2 separate regions of the Homo sapiens genome follow, and region 2 is linked to region 1. A link is a contact called in ENCODE POLR2A ChIA-PET data. All regions are on one chromosome and are shown on one strand. Each heading gives the region's core, a stretch centred on a gene start or an enhancer-like site at or near the end of the contact. The rest is flanking DNA. Distances are from core to core; before and after follow the strand shown. Region 1 overlaps PIWIL3 (piwi like RNA-mediated gene silencing 3). Region 2 overlaps KIAA1671.

Region 1 (4,114 bases), core at 967-3,466:
GACTCAGTAAATTTACTTAATCTAAATGGGTCTAGGTGCTACGGTGATTACCCTTAGCTTGTCTGCTGCTAAATCATGGAGGTTTGGGGCATTCCTTCAGACCTCCAATAAACTTGTTTGTGGAGGCCTGGGGATTTTCTTCAGACCGCCAGTAAAACCTGTTTAATCCTAAATGGGTCCTGCTAAGAATTCCTTCGTTATTTTGTCATGCTGTGAGGCCCAGGAAAGGCCTAGGCAAAACTCTTGGTGGGCTTTTGTTACATTCCAGCCTTTGTATAAGGGCACTGACTTTTTTAGCTGTTAATATTTAACTTAACCACTCAGTACTGAAAGAGTTGTGATGGAGGCCTACATTAGTAAAAACTGGCCTGCCACAAACGTATATTCAGGTTACAGCTTTCTTTACAGGAAGTGAAGCAAATCTAGTATTAAGGCTACAAGAATAAAAAAAGTCACTTTGCATTTAATATTAATAACTCATTCCTGAAAATCAGACATTTGTAGTAAAAATGCCAGTAGGGAACATAGTCCTCATTTTAAACACAAAATTTTACAAATATTCTATTTAAAATTATGCATTAATCCGATCTAAACCTTTCATTTTTTTTAGATATTTGGAAACTTTATTCCTTTTAATCTTATATTTTAGTGTAATTTCAGACTTACAGGAAGAATTGGAAAAATAATACAAATACCCCCTGTATACCCATCATCCAGATAACCCAAACATTTGACCACAGTTGTATAATTATTCTTTTTCTCCTTCACCATATGCATATGATTGTAATTCATGGCAGCTACTGTGTGTGTGTGCATGATATGCTGCTTCATTAATCTCTAAACACATCAGTGGGTATTTTGAAAACAAAGGAACATACTCTTACTTAAACACGTTACCCAATTAAGAAAATTAATATTGAAGTAATGCTTTTTTTTTTTTTTTTTTTTGAGACTGAGTCTCACTCTGTCACCCAGGCTGGAGTGTAGTGATGCAATCTCGGCTCACTGCAACCTCCGCCTCCCAGTTCAAGCTATTCTCCTGCCTCAGCCTCCCAAGTACCTGGGACTACACGTGCCCGCCACCATGCCTGGATAATTTTTGTATTTTTAGTAGAGACGGGGTTTCACCGTATTGGCCACGCTGGTCTCGAACTCCTGACCTTGTGATCTGCCCACTTTGGCATCCCAAAGTACTGGGATTACAGGCGTAAGCCTCTGCGCCCAGCCGGTGATGCTGTTTTCTAATCTGTACACATAATTCTAATTTCACCACTCATCTCTGCACAAAAACCAAAAAACTTAAAGCTGGTCCTTTTCAAAATATCAAAATTTAATACTGTCAAGACTGAAGAAGACTAAAGCTAAAAAAAAAAAAAAAGAAAAAGTAGAATCCATCAGTATAGATTCACCAGAGATTAATAAAATATGAAACACCAAAAGCTACTATATGCCAGTCATTTGAAAATTTGAAATAAGTCACCTTCAGAAAAAAATGCAAATGATTAACTGTTTAGTCTGAACTATGGGACAAATACTTGTCAATGCAGACAATGCATTTGAAATTCTACACCCTTTCATGTGAAAGGAAGAAAAACAGTATAGAATAAGAAGAGAATTTCCTTAATCTGATAAAAGATGTCCACCAAAAACTTCCTATAAACATCATCGTGTTAAAAATAACTTAATAATTATTTTCCCAAGCAAGTCAGGAACAGGCCAATTAGTAACCAGTCTGCCTAACTGCTTAGTTTCCCACTGGAAATCCAACCCAATATTTGAAAATTTGGAAAATCAGGCAGTTTCAGTAACTCCTAAGTTTGCTTACTCAGCAGTAAAATGGGGATACTACTACTTATTTCAGTGGGTTGCTGAAAGTATTAACTTTGCCAAGTGAACCACTCGGCAAGTGCCCTATACATACATCATGAGGAAGCTGTCTAGGGTCAATGAAACCGTCTCGTCGTCTGCGGTGTTATCCGAGCTCTCTGTTTCATGGCCAAGAAAATTTAGGAGTGTGGACACCAAGAGTAAGGTTGGAGCAAAAGAGGAAAGCTCTCTGCAGCAGAGAGGGGGCCCGAGAGGGTTGCCATTTTACAGTTAAACACAAAAGCTTTTCTAAGAAATTTCCCTTATCTGTGTAGCTGTCTGTGTAACTGTCCTCATCTGTGCAGCTGCAGGCCTGTCTCAGCCAAGCCTCCCCCTTATGCAACTTCCCATGGAGTCCGCACTGTGTACTTGTCTGTAGAAGCAGAGGAAACTTTCCTGGGAGCCTGCTGATTACACAAAGAACAAAAGCATTTCTGCGTTAGGCCTTGCTCCCTTATCTGTGCAGCTGCAGCTTGATTTTTCAGGCTGTTTAAAAGAATTTTAGTGTGGACCTGCCTTAACTGTTTTTTGTTTTTTGTTTTTTTCCTTTCTCCTCTCTCAGTGATAGTCCTGTAAATGGTGACTGTCCTGATCATTGTATCCTTCAGCCTGATTTTAACCCATCCTTGTCAACATGGTGATAAGTTCCTGGAACCTGAATAACTAGGATGGAAATGATATTGCAGGCTTAAGCAATTGATGTAATTTATAATTGTAATTTATAACAATGTTAACTATAATTTACAACACTATAATTTAAACACTTATAACAATTTAATGTTAATTATAGTTTATAATGTTAATTATAATTTGTTTCTTCTACACATTCACCCTTCCAATTAAGTAATAACTAATGTAATAATTTTCTAATAAATACATATAAGTTGATATAATTATGTTATAATTAATAACATGGCTCTAGACCCTTCGCCCTCTTGGGCTCATATATTTTCTTAATAAATTGACTCTAGCTTGTTAGTCTTCCACCTAAGTTGCCTGCTCCAGATGGTTTTTCTTTCCTGTATCACTGTTGTTGTATCTTAGGGAATGTCATGTTTGCTGGTTTTCAAGGTGATTTGTATCCTGCCCAATGATGACAAACGTAGATATGACAGCATAAAAAGATACCTATGTACCAAATGCCCAATTCCAAGCCAGTGTGTGGTGAAAAAGACCTTAGAAAAAGTCCAGGCAAGGACCATCGTCACCAAGATTGCCCAGCAGATGAATTGCAAGATGGGAGGAGCCCTCTGGAAGGTGGAGACAGACGTATGTTGTATTTCACTGACTTCGTTTAACTTACTTCTAATAAAACTTGAGATTCTCTTAATTGTTAATGCTTAAATTTTGCTCACGTTCTAACTCCATTACCTTTTCAAAAACAAACTTAAGGTACAAAGAACAATGTTCGTTGGCATTGATTGTTTCCACGATATCGTAAATCGACAGAAATCAATAGCAGGATTTGTTGCAAGTACCAATGCTGAATTAACAAAGTAAGTAAGCTCTGGTAGACATGTTTAGTTAGTAGCTGACTGTGGACCAAATAGAAAAGATGAACCTAATTAATATGTGTTAACTCAAGAGGTTGGGAATTTGACAGATGAGTTATTCTTAATCATGTAGTCTCCTGATTTTTCTGGCAAAGTTATGTTCCCAGAACATTTTGCATGGTTGGCTGGCTCTACATCATTTTCCATTGCTGCCTAAAATACCACAGACGTGGCAGTTTATGACAATGCCTGTCTTTATCTGCACGGTTCTTCTGATCAGACACCTGGTAGTTCACGCTCTCAGGACCTTACAAGGCATAAATTAAGGTGTCAGCTAAGCCACATTATCATCTGGAGGCTTGATAGCACTCCCCTTCCAAGCTCATGTCATTGTGGCTGAATCCATTTCTTTGTAGTTAGATGACAGAGGTCCCTGGTTTTTGTTGTTGTTGTTTGTTGTTGTTGTTGTTGACCGTCAGCTGCAGGCCAGTCTTGATCACTCTCATGTAGCAAACCCCTCTCCATCTTCCAACCAGCCATAGCACATTGAGCCCTTGTTCTGTTTTGAATCTGACCTCCTCTTTGGCCATCAGCCAGAAAAAACATCCCTGCTTTTAAAGGAGCTCATGTAATTACAAATGACTCATTTGGAAAACTTTTATCATAAAGTCAACAGAGCCATATAGCATAACAATCACAGGGGTGGTATTCTGCCATAATCACAGGCTCTAGGGATTAGAACAGGTAGAATTCTG
Region 2 (4,114 bases), core at 747-3,246, 440 kb before region 1:
GTGGTCATCTGAGCCCGCTCCCAGCTCCTTACTGTTTTCAAAGATGTGATGGAACTGGCCATTCCCTAACTTAATGCCCTTCAGAGGTCAGATTCAGAGGCCAGATGCTGGGGACTTAGGGGTTGTTTCTGGTGGAGGACAAGACATCGTTGTCCCAAGCAGCTTGTTGTCCCGAGGCTGCAAGGTGGATGCTGGGCTTGTGCCTGTGTATGCTAAGCTCAGCGGGAGGCAGAGGAGTGACAGCTTATAGCGAGGGTGGGGACGCAGGGCAGGGCTTGCTGTCTCTGCTCTGCCCAGCTGTGTGGCCTGGCTAAGTGACCCCACCCATCCAAGCCTCAGTTTTCACACTGGAAAAACAAGGACTGTTTTGAGGTATCAACAGATAATCTTCAGAAAGTGTTAAGCTCACTGCCTGGCACATAAATGGGTACCCAGGAGATGGGAACCGTCATGATGACAGCAATTTTCAGGCCCTCTTTGGAGTCAGGCAGGGGAATGGAGCCTTGGCAAAAGGTTCTTAAAATCCCTGAGAGAGGGGGATCCCCCTCAGGGCTGAGTGATGGAAGAAGGAATTTGCAGGGGCCCCCTAGAAACCAAAAGGTCAAGTCCATTGCTGAGGGTGAAACCAGGGCAGGCGGCAGGGGGGCAGTTTCCAGACCTCTTGCGGATGGCCCTGGGGATAAATGGTGTCCAACCAAAACATGGTGGCTTCCCTTTATACAACCATCTGTGTGCCCTCCCCCACAGAGGTTTGGGATTCAGGTTCAGGGATCTGAACTCTCCAAGAGTCAGGGATGGATGGGTTTTCTCCCTCCACCGCCTAATGCCAGACTGAGGGTCCTGAGGCCAGCGCTGCTCCCTCCTCTCTCTCCTTCACTGCCATACTGCATCGATCCTCAGTCCTTCAAAGTCTCTTTCTCGAACAACATTCCTTCCAGCTATGACCAGCTATCTGTTCACCCACGGCGGCAGCTTCCGAGGGACCTCCCCTGGCATCCTTCGCCCTGTATGTGCTTCTCATTCTACTTTCCAAAACTGAATAGGTCCCTGCTCAAAGCCCTTCCACAGCCCCCCACGTCCCTCCGGGTAAGGGCTGGGGTTAGGGAAAGGGTTACGGCCTGCGGGACCTGCATGGGTGCGGGGCCTGGTGGGCTCAGCAGCTCCTTCAGTGTTGCTTCCCTCCTCCCATACCCCTCCTCTCACCCCCCAGTCCCTCCCACTGGCTCCTCCAGCCCCATTTCCCTCCCCTCACATTCCTCCCTCTCACCTCCAGGCCTGGTGGAGCAGCCACCACCTCCAAGTTACCATTCAGATTTCAACTTTGATGGCCAGGAAGCCTTCCCAGAACTTTCCCACCGTCCTACCCTGAGGGCTGGCTCAGGAGGCCCCAGGCTCCCATTGTCCCCTAGACCTCAGGTCTCTACATCTGTGCCATCTGATACAGTAGCCACTAGCCACTTATGACTATTTGAATTTAATTTAAATTGACATTAACTAATACTAAGAATTCAGTTCCCCTGTGGCACTAGCCATATTTCAAGAGCTCCACAGCCACCCACCATGCTGAACAGCATGGAGAATACATTTCTATCACTGTAGAAAGCTGTAGTGTACAGCACTGCTGTAGAACTTTCCACAGTATAATAATTATCATTTACCAGTTTCTCAGCAGTCTTCCCTGAACAAACACTGCTTCCAGAGCCAGAACACCTGGACTTGAATCCAGAGACCACCACATAGTAGCTATGTGACCTTGGACGAGCTACTTCTCTGTGTCTCAATGTTCAATCAAAGCAGGTTATGGTGAATATAACTGCATTCTCTGCTCTTTAACACAGACTGTCAAATTTGGAGTCATGCAGGGGCTAGGGTTACCTAAGGGAATTCATCTTGTAAATGCAGTTTAAGAAAGCAAGCTGTTAATCAGCACTTTCTCTAGTTAGTATCCTGGTAACCTTGTGCATTACAAGTTATTCATGCCTCATCATTCTACCAGAACTTGGCGGGACTTCAAATCAACACTTGAGCTTAGCCCCAGAGCTACGAGGCCTCAAAATCAACCACAGACACACACACACACACACACACACACACACACACACACACACACGCCTGCAACTCTCTCTCTTTTTTTTTTTTTCCCGAGACAGTCTCACTCTGTTGCCCAGGCTGGAGTGTAATAGGACAATCTCGGCTCACTGCAAGCTCCACCTCCTGGATTCAAGTGATTCTCCTGCCTCAGCCTCCCGAATAGCTGGGACTACAGGTGCGTGCCACCAGGCCCAGCTAATTTTTGTATTTTTAGTAGAGAGGGGGTTTCACCATGTTGCCCAGGCTGGTCTTGAACTCCTGACCTCATGATCCGCCTGCCTTGGCCTCCCAAAGTGCTGGGATTACAGGCATGAGCCACCATACCGGGCCCCTGCAACTCACTTTCTACAAGTCAGGTTGTTTTATTAGCTTTAAGGCAGGATATTCTTCCAACTCTTTTGCTTCACAGGCTGCTGTAAAAAACACCTTAGTGACTGCAGGCAGGTGGATAATATACAAGATACTCTGAAAATACACATGATGAATTAAAAGGCAGGCAGAGAGCTCTGCCTGAATTGGTCTCCATTTATCCAAGTCTCCAATCTCTACCTTGGTTTGGTCGTATGTCAAATGAGGTTGACTGAATACTGTAATGTACACCTGGACGGACCCCCTGAGTCCATTCAGTCGGCCCTTCCTTTTCAGATGAGAAAATGGAAGCCCAGAAGCAGGAACAGCTATGGGGCTCTTAGTTCTCCTGGTGAGTGGGAAGCGGAGCTGGGGAGACTGGAACCCAGGCTCTGGGCTCCTTTCCCAGTGCTCCTTCCTGCCACCAACATTCTACCTGCCCCACCTTTTCTATGATGCATCAGGAGGCTCTCAGAAAGAGATGTAGGTTACAATGCTCTGAAAAACCTCAAGACTTGGCAGGTTTAAAAACCACTTGCCTGGACTGGCTTGCCAAGCCCCAAAGCCACTGGAAGGTGAGAACTCTGGGCCCTTGTCTTGCAGGCAAAGACAAGTGCCTCAGTGGACAGCTTTGGGGAGACAGGGTAACATGTACCCCCTAAAGGCTATATTAAAACAACCCATAATATATGTCCCCAAATTTAAAATCTGCATAGCCTTAATTCAGTAACTTTTGCTCCAGAAATTTATCTCAAGGAAACCATCAGAGATACCTGCCAAGATCTATGAACATGGACACCGCCCTGCAGGATTAGTTATTATTGCAAAATACGAGAGACAACCTAAATGTTCAATAAGGCAGGAGACGGTGAAATACAATATCCATGCAATGGATAAATACAGCCAAGGAATGGCCGGGCGTGGTGGCTCATGCCTGTAATCCCAGCACTTTGGGAGGCCGAGGTGGGCATCACAAGGTCAAGAGATCGAGACCATCCCAGCCAACATTGTGAAACCCCATCTCTACTAAAAATATAAAAATTAGCTGGGCGTGGTGGCGTGCACCTGTAGTCCCAGCTACTTTGGAGGCTGAGGTAAGAGAATCACTTGAACCCGGGTAGCGGAGGTTGCAATGAGCAGAGATCGCACCACTGCACTCCAGCCTGGGTGACAGTGTGAGACTCCATCTCAAAAAAAAAAAAAAAAAAAATACAGCCAAGGAAAATAATGTCCAGAAGTAATATTTACTGTCACAGAAAGATGTCTGCCATAAACTAGAAAATGTAAAAAAAAAAAAAAAAAAAAAAAAAAAAAAAAATTTGAGGCAATGTCTCACTCTATCACCCAGGCTGGAGTGCAGTGACACTGTCAACGGCTCACTGCAGCCTCGACTCCTCAGGCTTAAGTGATCCTCCCATCTTAGCCTCCTGAGTAGCTGGGACTACAGGCATGTGCCACCATGCCTGGCTAATTTTTGTATTTTTTGTAGAGACAAGGTTTCACCGTGTTGCCCAGGCTGGTCTTGAATTCCTGGGCTCAAGCGATCTACCTGCCTCTGCCTCCCAAAGTGCTGGGATTATAGGCCTGAGCCACCATGCCAGGCCAAAAAAAATTTTTTTAAGGTAACAAAACAATGTGTGTTGTGACACCAGTTTTGTGAAAACAAACACATAAA

What was found. ChIA-PET counts read pairs that join two places held with the same protein, here RNA polymerase II (POLR2A).
Region 2: POLR2A ChIA-PET joins it to region 1 with 11 read pairs in AG04450. The contact joins two enhancer-like sites. POLR2A ChIA-PET finds 5 or more read pairs at or near these places in 2 of 52 experiments (AG04450 and GM10248).

What each region holds. Positions count from the first base shown.
Region 1 is chr22:24,727,198-24,731,311 of GRCh38, reverse strand. PIWIL3 (piwi like RNA-mediated gene silencing 3) reads left to right here. Exons shown (of 21, transcript NM_001255975.1): 15 at 2,938-3,135; 16 at 3,259-3,362. Among named protein-coding and RNA genes, the nearest start is that of PIWIL3, 45 kb to the left of the region's middle. RefSeq lists an enhancer at 1-547. Within about 2 kb of position 2,216, at least 6 of the 41 ENCODE cell types and tissues checked have a DNase peak (open chromatin) inside an H3K27ac peak, as active enhancers do.
Region 2 is chr22:25,162,975-25,167,088 of GRCh38, reverse strand. The region is part of intron 6 of KIAA1671; the gene reads right to left. Among named protein-coding and RNA genes, the nearest start is that of CRYBB3, 35 kb to the left of the region's middle. Within about 2 kb of position 1,996, at least 2 of the 41 ENCODE cell types and tissues checked have a DNase peak (open chromatin) inside an H3K27ac peak, as active enhancers do.